Linked DNA regions of Homo sapiens: region 1 is linked to region 2. The links are chromatin loops, found by intact Hi-C in ENCODE. Cell type or tissue: Caco-2. All regions are shown on one strand. Each heading gives the region's core, and the rest is flanking DNA. Links, peaks and the distances in the headings are about the cores only.

The links. A loop is a pair of places that touch in the nucleus more often than their neighbours do. Peaks named below come from ENCODE experiments on the same cell type or tissue, not always from the same donor. Only the 100,000 strongest peaks of a DNase experiment are listed, where the experiment ranks them.
Region 1: a loop joins it to region 2, with 2.4 times the contacts of the local background. A loop is called at or near these places in 1 of 110 quality-filtered maps.

The regions. Positions count from the first base shown.
Region 1 is chr5:143,669,877-143,675,261 of GRCh38, forward strand. LOC105378210 (a long non-coding RNA gene) reads left to right here. Exons shown (of 3, transcript XR_944377.3): 3 at 2,703-5,385. Among named protein-coding and RNA genes, the nearest start is that of MIR5197, 7.3 kb to the right of the region's middle. In Caco-2, for the core only: no CTCF peak of the experiment used is centred there; no DNase peak of the experiment used is centred there.
Region 2 is chr5:143,567,582-143,572,966 of GRCh38, forward strand. The region is part of intron 1 of LOC105378209 (a long non-coding RNA gene); the gene reads left to right. Among named protein-coding and RNA genes, the nearest start is that of MIR5197, 110 kb to the right of the region's middle. In Caco-2, for the core only: no CTCF peak of the experiment used is centred there; DNase peaks (open chromatin) are centred at 1,900 and 2,770.

The sequences.
Region 1 (5,385 bases), core at 297-5,296, 100 kb after region 2:
ATTTGTGTGACCTTATGTGAACTTGGGTAATTTGCAACATTTCTGAACTTCACTTTTATTATGAATTGCACAGGAATACCATCACCTATCTGAAAACAAATGTTCTCAAACACTGGGTTATGTATTAAAATGAAGATTTCATACCCTACTCTCAGAGTTTGATTTAGTATGTGTACCAGAGACATTTGCTATTCACTAAACAGGCAAGGACTGTTTGGCAAGGCCAAGGGCTATGAGGAAAAGTGACTTCATGTAACCATTTTTCCAAAGCATTTTAGAGCTGCTACTTGATGATCTCAGCGTTCTTTTCCATTTGCCATGTGTTCCAGTTGCATACTAACAGGATGGAAACAGCCTGGATCCCTGAATCACTACTTGGAAGGGAGGTGTCATAGAAAGTCATTAGACCTATGGTGGACTTTGAGTAAAGAATGAGCTTTTAAATACTAATAAACAGATATTTGAGGGGTGAGCTTGTTTCTGTAGCATAAACTAGCTAATGACAAAACCAGCATATGATGCCACATATGGGTGTTGCTGTGTTAGGCTGTTCTTGCATTACTATAAAGAATTACCTGAGACTGTGTAATTTATTGAGTTTTAATTGGCTCATAGTTCTATAGGCTACACAAACATGGTGCCAACATCTGCTACGCTTCTGGTGAGGCTTCAGGAAGCTTACAGTCATGGTGAAGCAGGAGCAGGCATATCACATGGTGAGAACAGGAGGAAGAGAGAGAGGGTGGGGAGGTCCCAGACTTTTAAACAAGATCTCATGTGAAATAACTGAGCAAGAACTCACTCATCGCCAAGGGGATGGCACTAAGCCCTTCATGAGGGATCCATCCCCATGATCCAATGTCTCCCCACCAGGCCCCAGCTCCAACATTGGGAATCACATTTTGACATGAGATTTGGAGGAGGAAAACATCCAAACTGTATCGGCTACCATAACAAAGCCCCATTGTATGTGGCTTAGCAGTCAGGTGACAGGCAGAGGAAATTGGTAATGGAGACTAAAAACGTGGAGCTGATGCTAGTCAGTAGAAAAAAAATGTAGGAACTCTCACCTGTGATAATTTAGAAAAGGAACCACATGAGTACTGAGATGGCAGCTCAAGGGGAGTGTTTTAGAAGATATAAAGTAGTAGTATGGTTTGGCCACTATTGGCTGCAGTCAGCAAAGTACTATTTTAAAAAAGGGAGGGAGACATGCACACACTTTAGAACGAATTGGTACAAATCAAAGGCCACAGAGTCCAGAAATGCGAGGCGTTAAAAGATTGGAAAACCCACTGCATTTGAACCACAAACTGTGAGAAATGTGATATAAAATAGCCGTGAATAACAAATGCCCAGAAACAGATGATTCAAATGATTCGGGGCTAATATTGGATTTGGTGTGTTGCCATTAAGTTCAAAGGCATCCACAAAGAAATAAAGCAGTTTTGAAAGCCATATCTCAAACAAAACCTGTAGATGTTACTGGCAGATGGGACTAAATGCAAGCAAATACATGGGAAGTCTACTGAATTTTTGACAAAGTTGTATCTGTCTAAAAAGCAAGGAACTTAAAATGACCCTTGGCCCTCAAACTTCCCTGAACAGAAAGCTAGTAAGGAGGGCATATGCCACAATACCCACTTCAGAGGCAGCAAAGGACAATAATGGAAGATTAAGAACCTCCCAGAGGGTAGAGCCAGATGCTATACTGTCACCCAAAGGCAGGCTAATCTTGCATTTTAACATTTTTCTGCCATGCCCAAAGTATTGAAGAGTAGTATGAACTCAATTTGTGGTCACTGACAGAACTTCTGCCTCTCCAAGATATTAAGGAAGCCTTTTCCAAATCGTTTGAACTGCCCCGTAACCAGTTTTATTTGTATTGCACTTGAACTGCACAAGTATTTGTCTTTTTTTTTTTTTTTTTTAAGTTAAGATAAACCTTGATGCTGAGTTTGGTGGTAGTTATAGGCTGACAGGTTAGACAAGTCTTTTTGGTATGTGGGGAAAAAATGGAATCTGGAAAAGTACATTCTTCCCATCAGAATTATTGAGAAATCAGCTTGAAAAATAGCCAGGTTACTTGGGGTTCTGGAGAACTGAGGTGGGGTTGGGACAAGGGCCCCATCTTGGGTTTGCACAATGGTTGAACATGTCTCCATACAATGCAATGTGTGTTTAGTGAATGTCTAAATCAGTGGCGTTTTGGTGTAGGTGAGGGCCTTAGGTATTATTTAGCCTAGCCACCTACAATGAGACCTATTTCATCAGTGCTGTTAACACTTTGGCAGGGTACACACTCTTTCATGGATTACTTCCACTTGTTAGAAAAATTGTAAATGCACTGAGCTTAAATGTGCCTCCCTAAACCTTCTCTCCATGAGTCTAGGCCTGCACCTGTTTCAGCTCCTGTGTCTACATTTCTGAAATTAGAATCTGTCATCACTAAGTAGAAGAGCAGTCAGGAGGAGACCAAGTAGAAGGCAGTCACTGCCTAGAGAATCAGAGCAGTCTCCCCTTAGCCTGTTTCAGAGCTGTGTCCTCATTGTTCAAACAGTCCAATAGCCGAGGAGGAATTTCATAATAGCGGATCTCCTTTGCTTGCTTTTCTTGGATGCTCTAAAGAAGACTCATGTATTAGAGTAACCCTGCTTAAAATTCCCTTTTTCTCACCATTCCTCTCCCCTTGCTTACTGCAGCTTCTTTGGCAGCTTGCTCTGCCCAAAAGAAGATAGGAGACAGACAGACAGACAAACACACAGGCATACACACAGATGCGCAGATGGACAGACAATAAACTTTTCCTGGGGATGTGAAGGTAAGCAAACCAACAAAGTAAAGATTTATTTAAAATGGCCCCCATAAAGAAAGTAGAATTTATGATGTGATACTATTATGTAAAAGTATAAAAATTACTGAAAAAGTGGCCCATAAATATGAAAAGAACAAAAATAAAATTTGCTCCATTCCCTCAAGCCTGGCCAAAGCCTATTTTCACCTCTTTTGCTCAATTTTCTCCCAGTTCTGAATATAAAAGCCCAGAAAATCAGGGAGAGAAGCTCTTTGGAGCTTATCAGGGGTGGGAAGAGAAACTGAGTGGGCAGAACAAGAATTGTTTTGAGAGTGTAGGGAATGAGTGGGAACACCTCCTGCCTTTTGTCTATCACATGAGTGGAAGCACTTAAGGACAGCACAGAATCACACTTTATGTGTATCACAGCCTTAGAGAGATTGTGGCAGGTGTTGTACTGTTTCTCAGTTGAACACTTTGAAGCAGAGTTCATTTGTATATTCATGTATCCATCCAAATAGTTTTGAGTGCAAGGCACTGTCCCTGTATGTTATTGGTGGTCACCAATTACATGGCAGTTCTTTGGCTGGTTAATAACACCTTTATCTCTACTATAAAGATGATGATGATGATGTGTAGTGTGTGTTCAATTCTGTATTAGACATTGTAAGTTTCAAATATATATACACATATATACTTTGTGACTGGAGAGCCCTAAATAAGAGGGAATACAGGAGGAGAAACTTTAAGAAACAGAAGTTGGGTTCTGGGGAGTGGTACATGGTTCTAACATTTCAGTGAGAAACAACTAAAAGTACTGTAAGAATTTTATCAAGGATCTATGAAGTTTAATACATCCCTACAGCTAAACTCTCTGAATCTCTACCAAAAGCTCAATTTGTTGGACAGTCACTGTTTGTTGAGGACCCCTATCTTACATATCTTTCATTTCCTTCCTAATCCTCTCCTAGCCTAATGTGAGCAGATGCTTACTTGCTGTAGAACTTCAGAGCTACAGGTGGCTTTAAACACCAACACAGACAAACCCCTGAATTGTAGATGAAAATTCAGGAACCTGTCTGGACCTTCAGAATAGTTTCCTGATTGACTGTTCAGCCTCTAGCTCCCCAGGTGGTATGTAGCCCCTATATCCCTTCTAGCTTGGCTCATGTGTGTTCATCTGTCAAGTTTCAGGTGGGTGGCCCTAAATGAACTGACTCCCTCCTGAGGCCCAATCAAAGTTAGGTCTCCCTTCTAATTCTCCATCAAAGCACTCCTTGCATAGCATTTGCCACCACTTAAAATTAAACTTTAATTTTTGTGACTATTTTATAACATCTATCTTCTAACCAAGCTGTGAGTGCCATGAAAGCGAGAATTAGTCTGTTAATTCATCACCACATCGCCAGTGCCTAGCATAGCCCCAGCACAAAAGAGCTTGGTGAATATTTGTTGAGTAAATAAGTGGTTGGAAGGCACACACCCGAGCTGTCTTTGTACAACACAAATCTGTTTGTCTTTCTCCTGCCTAAATTCCTTCTTTAGTTACTCACTTTTTAACAGTAAAGAAAAACATGTTTTAGCCTGATTAAAAAGAGCTACCACAATTTGGCTTTTTGTCTAAGCTCCTCAGGTCCCTTCAGACCTCCAAGCCTTTGCATATGCTGTACCCTCAGAGAAATGCCCTGCCTGCTGTTTCTGCCCAAGTGGGTAAGCACCTTCCCTTCCATCACCTTCTTGGTGAAGCCCAGACTCTCCAAGAAAGGGCTAGTTGGTTGGTTCTTAATGTTTCCACAGTGCTTTGTCAGTATTTCTGTGAGAGTAGAAGGGTGGCATACTTTCTTTCCCAAACTTGTCCCTGAATTCCTTCCACTTCCCCCCAAGGCTGTTGTGAATAAAGGAGTGGCCGAGGGTGACACGCAGCCAATGGTTGGTCCACCAGCTGCCTCTGGCAGCTCCTTGTTGCTGTCTCTCCTCCCAGATCTGTCTCCTTTTATTTTCCTGGTCTTTCTTGTGATTTCCCTCTTTGTCTTTTGCAGGGTCCTCATTCCCAAATTTCTCTCCTATTATGTTAAGTGCACTGATATTGCTGTTTTTGTTTCTCCTTTGAGAAATATGATGCCTGGGAAGAGGCAGCAGCTCACATTGCACACCTAAATAGTTCCAGCAAGGCATTTTCCTGAATACAAAGCTTTTTCTCCTGAGGTGGATTCTGCTTTCCCCTAGCCTGCAAAAAGAAGGCAGTCAAGTTTCTGGCTTTAAATGGTAACTTTTCTTTCCTCTTTTAGATGCTTTAGAACCTAAGCAGAAACAAGTGTCTTTTATAAAGCCACTTCACTTTGACATCTCAGATTCTCAGCAGGCTTGGCAACAGTGGCTTGCCCATTCATCTCTGGGACCACTTTTGAAGCCAACTCTGTGAAGAGCTGTATGAACTCTATGAGGCTCTGTAAAGAAAGGCATCATTAGGAAGGAGATGTTCTTAGCAATGGCTCTGCAAAGTTTAAACTCCAGTTTCCTCATTCTGTATTCAGAACAATTGCTCTTAAAGTATTCGCTAAGGACAAGCATTTTCTTACTCCCATACTCAA
Region 2 (5,385 bases), core at 302-5,301:
AAGAACATCAATGTGCAGCTGAGTATATTTTTATTGTAATTTTACTGGAGGTGGGGTGAGGAGGAAGATGAGTATGTTTCCTGAGCGGCTACTGTATGTCACAAGCACTTCCCATGTGCTACTTCACTTAATCTTCATAACAACCCTATAACACGGATGTCTTTATCTATGCTTTATGGGCAATGTCCAGAAGGTGAATAATTAGCCTAAGATCCCACAGCCAGCAGGTGGTGGATTTGAACATTTGATGAACTTGAACCCAGAGCCATCTGATATCAGAGTTCATGTTCTCTGAACTCATGACACCTTACTGGCTACTTTTAGCTGAATTTTCAGAGGCTGACATTTCTTCTCACCTCATATGGAAGATTATAGTTTGCAGACTCTATTAGTGTGATTACAAAATATTTGTCCATTTATATAAGTATGAGAAGATAGATACCAGTAAGGAGATCTAGAAGAATAATACCCAGTGGAAGGGAGAAATTGTTTAAACCAGTGGTTCACAGTCTTGAGTGTGCATCAGAGTCACATAGAGGGCTGGCTAAAACACAGAAGGCTGGGCCCCACCCTGAGTGATTCAGTGGGTCTGGGGTGGGGTCTGAGAGTATGCATTTCTGACAAATTCATATATGTGAATATATATATATTCACATATATATGAATATATTCATATATATATTCACGTATATATATGAATATATTCATATATATATTCACATATATATATGAATATATATATTCACGTATATATATATGAATATATTTATATATATTCACGTATATATATATGAATATATTCATATATAGTCACGTATATATACATATATACATATATACACACACACTCATATATATATATATATATATATATATATATATAGTATTAACTTACACAATCACAAGGTCCCACAATAGGCTGTCTACATGCTGAGGAGCAAGGAAAGCAAGTCCGAGTCCCAAAACTGAAAAACTTGGGGTCCGACGTTTGAGGGCAGGAAGCATCCAGCATGGGAGAAAAATGTAGGCTGGAAGTCTAAGCCAGTCTCTCTGTTTTCACGTTTTTCTGCCTGCTTTATATTCGCTGGCACCTGATTAGATGGTGCTACCAGATTAAGGGTGGGCCTGCCTTCCCCAGTCCACTGACTCAAATGTTAATCTCCTTTGGCAACACCTTCGTAGACACACCCAGGATCAATACTTGCATCCTTCAATCCAGTCAAAGTGACATTCAGTATTAACCATCACAATGCTGATGCTGCTGGTCCAGAGATTACATTTTGAGAAACACTGGGTGATTTAAACAGGAGAGAGAGAAACAGGTGGGAGTAAGAGTGGAAAAGACAGTGGGCTAGAGGGTTAAATATCCACTAAAAGCTGTACTCTCCTATGGCCACATATGCTATGTTTTACAGGATTTATGCTCTTGTCTATCACTTCCAGCATCACTCCAGTGTACGCATTGATTCTGGGAGCAGTAGAGATGTGGTTGGACAGGGTAAGGACAATGAGGGCCGAGTAGTAGAGAAGGAATGAGGTGGCTGTGAATTGGGTGGATTAGATGGCAGCTCTGTTACCTGCCAGCATCCAGATTGCCCTTTCCCGAGGGGAGAACTGACTCTGGCTAGGCCCTATGCAGGGAGGGGTGGGCTAGAATTAGAGCCGTAGCAGGCAGCAGATCCTCTTGGGCCATTCCAGAGTGAAGAGTGTGGGCAGCCAGGCTTCCAATGGGGAAGGTTCAAACCACAGAATTTGTTCTTGAGTCACTCCCCCTTGTTTCTGTACTGATATTGGAACCAAACCAAGCCATAGTTTTCCGATCAAACTGCTCCCCACGCACTCCTCTGTTCCCACCAAATTGCAACATAGAAGAAAAATTGAAGAGGAGACTCTTTGGACCCTTGCCATGCTAGGCTTGGAAACTCAGCTGGGGAAAAGGAGCATGAAAAGGTTAAGCAACTTGCTTTACTACTTACTATCCAATATTGGACTTTGGGTTTGGAATTTGGTTTGAGGTAGATAGGGAAAAATATTTCCTCCTTAACTGATTGTTCTTGGGCAAACAAGAATGTCAACGAATGTAAGAAAGAAGCTTTATCTGCAGTTATCTTCCTCAGCAGAGGTGTTTGTTTTATATCTCTCTAGCTTCATATGTGGCTTTAGGTGAAAATAATAGTGATTAATTTCAGGCATTGTTGGCTTTTACTGAGCAAGAGGTGTGAAAGATTCCTGAGAGGCCTGTTTTCTTGGCCTTGAAGGAGAAATGTTACGTTAGATGTTTCTAGTCATTTTCAGAGGCAGTGTGATGGTAATTTATGTTTAGGATACATTTCTTGAGCACCTACTATGTGCCAGGTACTGGTAGGTGCCAGTAGTAGCAGTAATGAAAAGATCATTGTTAAGACCAGGTTTGAATCTTAGCTGTATGCTTCCTAGCTGTATGTCACTTTGCTTTTCTGAGCTTAAATTCTATCTATAAAATGGCTGTACACTCAGCACACAGGGGTGCTGCAAAATGGCTTTGAAAATCATAAAGAGCCATGTGAGTACAAGGTGGCAGTATTGTAGCGTTTGAGCTACCTTCTCTCGGCATTATACAGTCAGACATTATGGTGTCACCTGGGATTCGCACAGTGCTTGACACATAGGGGTACTCAATAGCCACTTGTAGAAGGAAGGAAAGAGGTAAGAAGTGAGGAAGGGAAGTCCAATGAGTAGGTCCTCAGCAGTTGCACTTCAGTTTCAGTTCTTCCAGAGCAAAGGTCCCTGATAAAGTGGTAAACTATCTATGGTTAGGTGAGAGCTGCATTGTACTTGTGGTGATTCATTCTGGGTCAGGCTAAGCACTAACCCGCATTCTCTTGTCCACTGATCATTGATCCTTGAATGTGGACTTTGGTTCTGAGGTGAAATCTCCTCTGAAACATAAACATCTTACTTCCACTCTGCCATCTCACTGGTATGTTTGGGGGATCAAATTAGATAGTAGATGTAATTGTGCCTTGAAAATTGTGAAGTATGATACAGAAAAGATATTTTCTTCTATTTTTATGCACAACTGCCTCACACTAAGTTTTCAACAAAGGGCTTAAAGGGAGGTCTCATATTTATTTTCATGGCTTGCTATGGTCGTGCTTTCTCATGAACTTGGGGAACTACTGTGGGAAGTTGAAAACAAGGTATTTTTAAGTAAGAAAAAATAACTTTTTTGAACACCTTTAACAGGAATCCCACAATGAAAACAATAGGTGGTAAGAGAAGTGAGTAAGAATCTTGCTGTACAATGGAGAGAAAGGAACTAATGATCAGCAGCTAGCAAGGAAGGCAGGAAGGAGAACTGGCAATGGATGGTCAGGAGTTCATGGTGGATGGTGGAACTGCTCAGAGAAAACATCTGCTGACGCAGCCACAGACTGATCTTCCCTGGGTGGAGGTGGCCTGGTCCACATGAGGTCCAGGATCTCCTCACTTTCTCCAGTGGTAGCAACTACTGATCAAGGACCTCTGCTTTGCTAACTACAAGCTGAAATATGCCCTAGTCCTGTGCGTGAGCCTCCACAGGAGGTTGCCCTTCAAATATCTACGGGGGCCAGGCAAGGTGTATAAACAAGTGAAGTTTGCAGGAAAAATAAACAGGGAGTTCTGAGAACTGGGCAAACTGAAGAACACACGCGTGGGCTGCAGGCAACAGTGGATCCAGTTCATTAAAGTCATCTGGAATATGATCCAGTTTTTCTAGATCATCAACTTTTTAAGAAAAGGAAGAAATCTGTATCTGTAAAATAAAACCTCCCAATCTTAAATGTTAGATATACTGTGTGGGACTGGCAAACTATCTCCCTGATTTATTTGTTTGCCATCTCTGGCGTAAATCCTGATATGCATCTCAAACATGCTTTTATTAATTTGTGTGAATTTCTCATAAGAACCATAAGCACAAGCCCTACGTATTCACCATCTCAGAGCACCCTGACCTCTTCCCTCTTAGAATAGTTACTGTACATCTGGTGGGGACGCAGGCAATACAGTACAGTGGTTATGAGCTTGGGGTCTAGAGTTAGATGCTCTGGACTCGAATCCCTGCTTTAGCTTTTCCCAGCTGTATGACCCTAAATCGGACATTTACAATTTCTTTCTTTTTTCCAGAAAAAATATTTATTGAGAGCAACCATCATACCAGCACTGCCTTAGGTCTTCTGGGAATATGGTTGTGAACAAGTTAGGATGTCTGTTCTGGAGGGATTAATAACATGACACATTCTGGATCATAATAACATAGCTTAATGGCACTGAAAATGAGCACATCAGAATAAACCGTAAATAACACCAACCACTAATGCTTACATTTAAAAGTAATAGCGGCATCTAAAATAACCTTTAAAATAAAAAAAAAGTCATTTTCAACATGTACTCAGCTATGTTTTTTTTTCTTCAGACAATAGCAGGGATGACATATGTTAGAATATAAAATATATCAGTTTAGGCTTTTAGAACAGTCTTGCATCACTCCGTGCCATTTATTTTTTTGTCAGATGAGGATAATAGCACCTTCTCTACTGATTTTAATCCATTACTGTAAGCATTGAATATTATTGACATTATAAAGAACAGCGCCCTTGCAAGATTTATTTTATGAGCAAAAATATATTTAAGATTTGCCTCTTTCTCTTAAAGTATAGCAAGATTGAAGAAATAACCAGTGCTATGTATTGCAGAGGCAGACAGAATCACTATTCTTCAGGGGCTCATCAGTTACAGTTAGTCTCTCTTGCATATTGCTTGCCAGGAACAAGGGGGTACCCAAAAAATCGCAAATTGATATGTGTAGAAGATGTTGACAGTGATCCATTGTTACCATAGGGTACAATGCACTCTGTGTTTTGATGCAGTGGTAGGAGTCAGCGATTCTCAGTTTTACTAGAGAAGATGGGAGCAATTGCTTTTTTATCCAGAACTTCACCTTTGTGAGTCCTGGGTTTCTAATCTGACACAGAGCTAATTATCCTTCGTTCTTCAAAAGGGTTTTGTGAGGATTAAATGAAATATATATAAACTACTTGTGGCCATTCCTGGCACATAGCAAACACTGAATAAACATTAAATATTCTCATTGTTGTTAATAACAGTTAAATAGTTAGGTTTTCAAGCATTTTAGTTTAATCTCACTGTTATTCTCTTTTGAAGCAGCAGCTCTGAGACTTCCAGTTTATATCCCACAGAGTCCGGGGCCCAGCACAAGTCCTCAAATGCTGGATGATGACATTTGCACCACCACTGTCATCAGCATTATTATTACCACCTGTGTCTGTTACCGTCACCATCATCGTCACCACTAGAGCTATTGTTTACTGAGTACCATCATGTCCCAGTTCCTGTGTTGCTTCC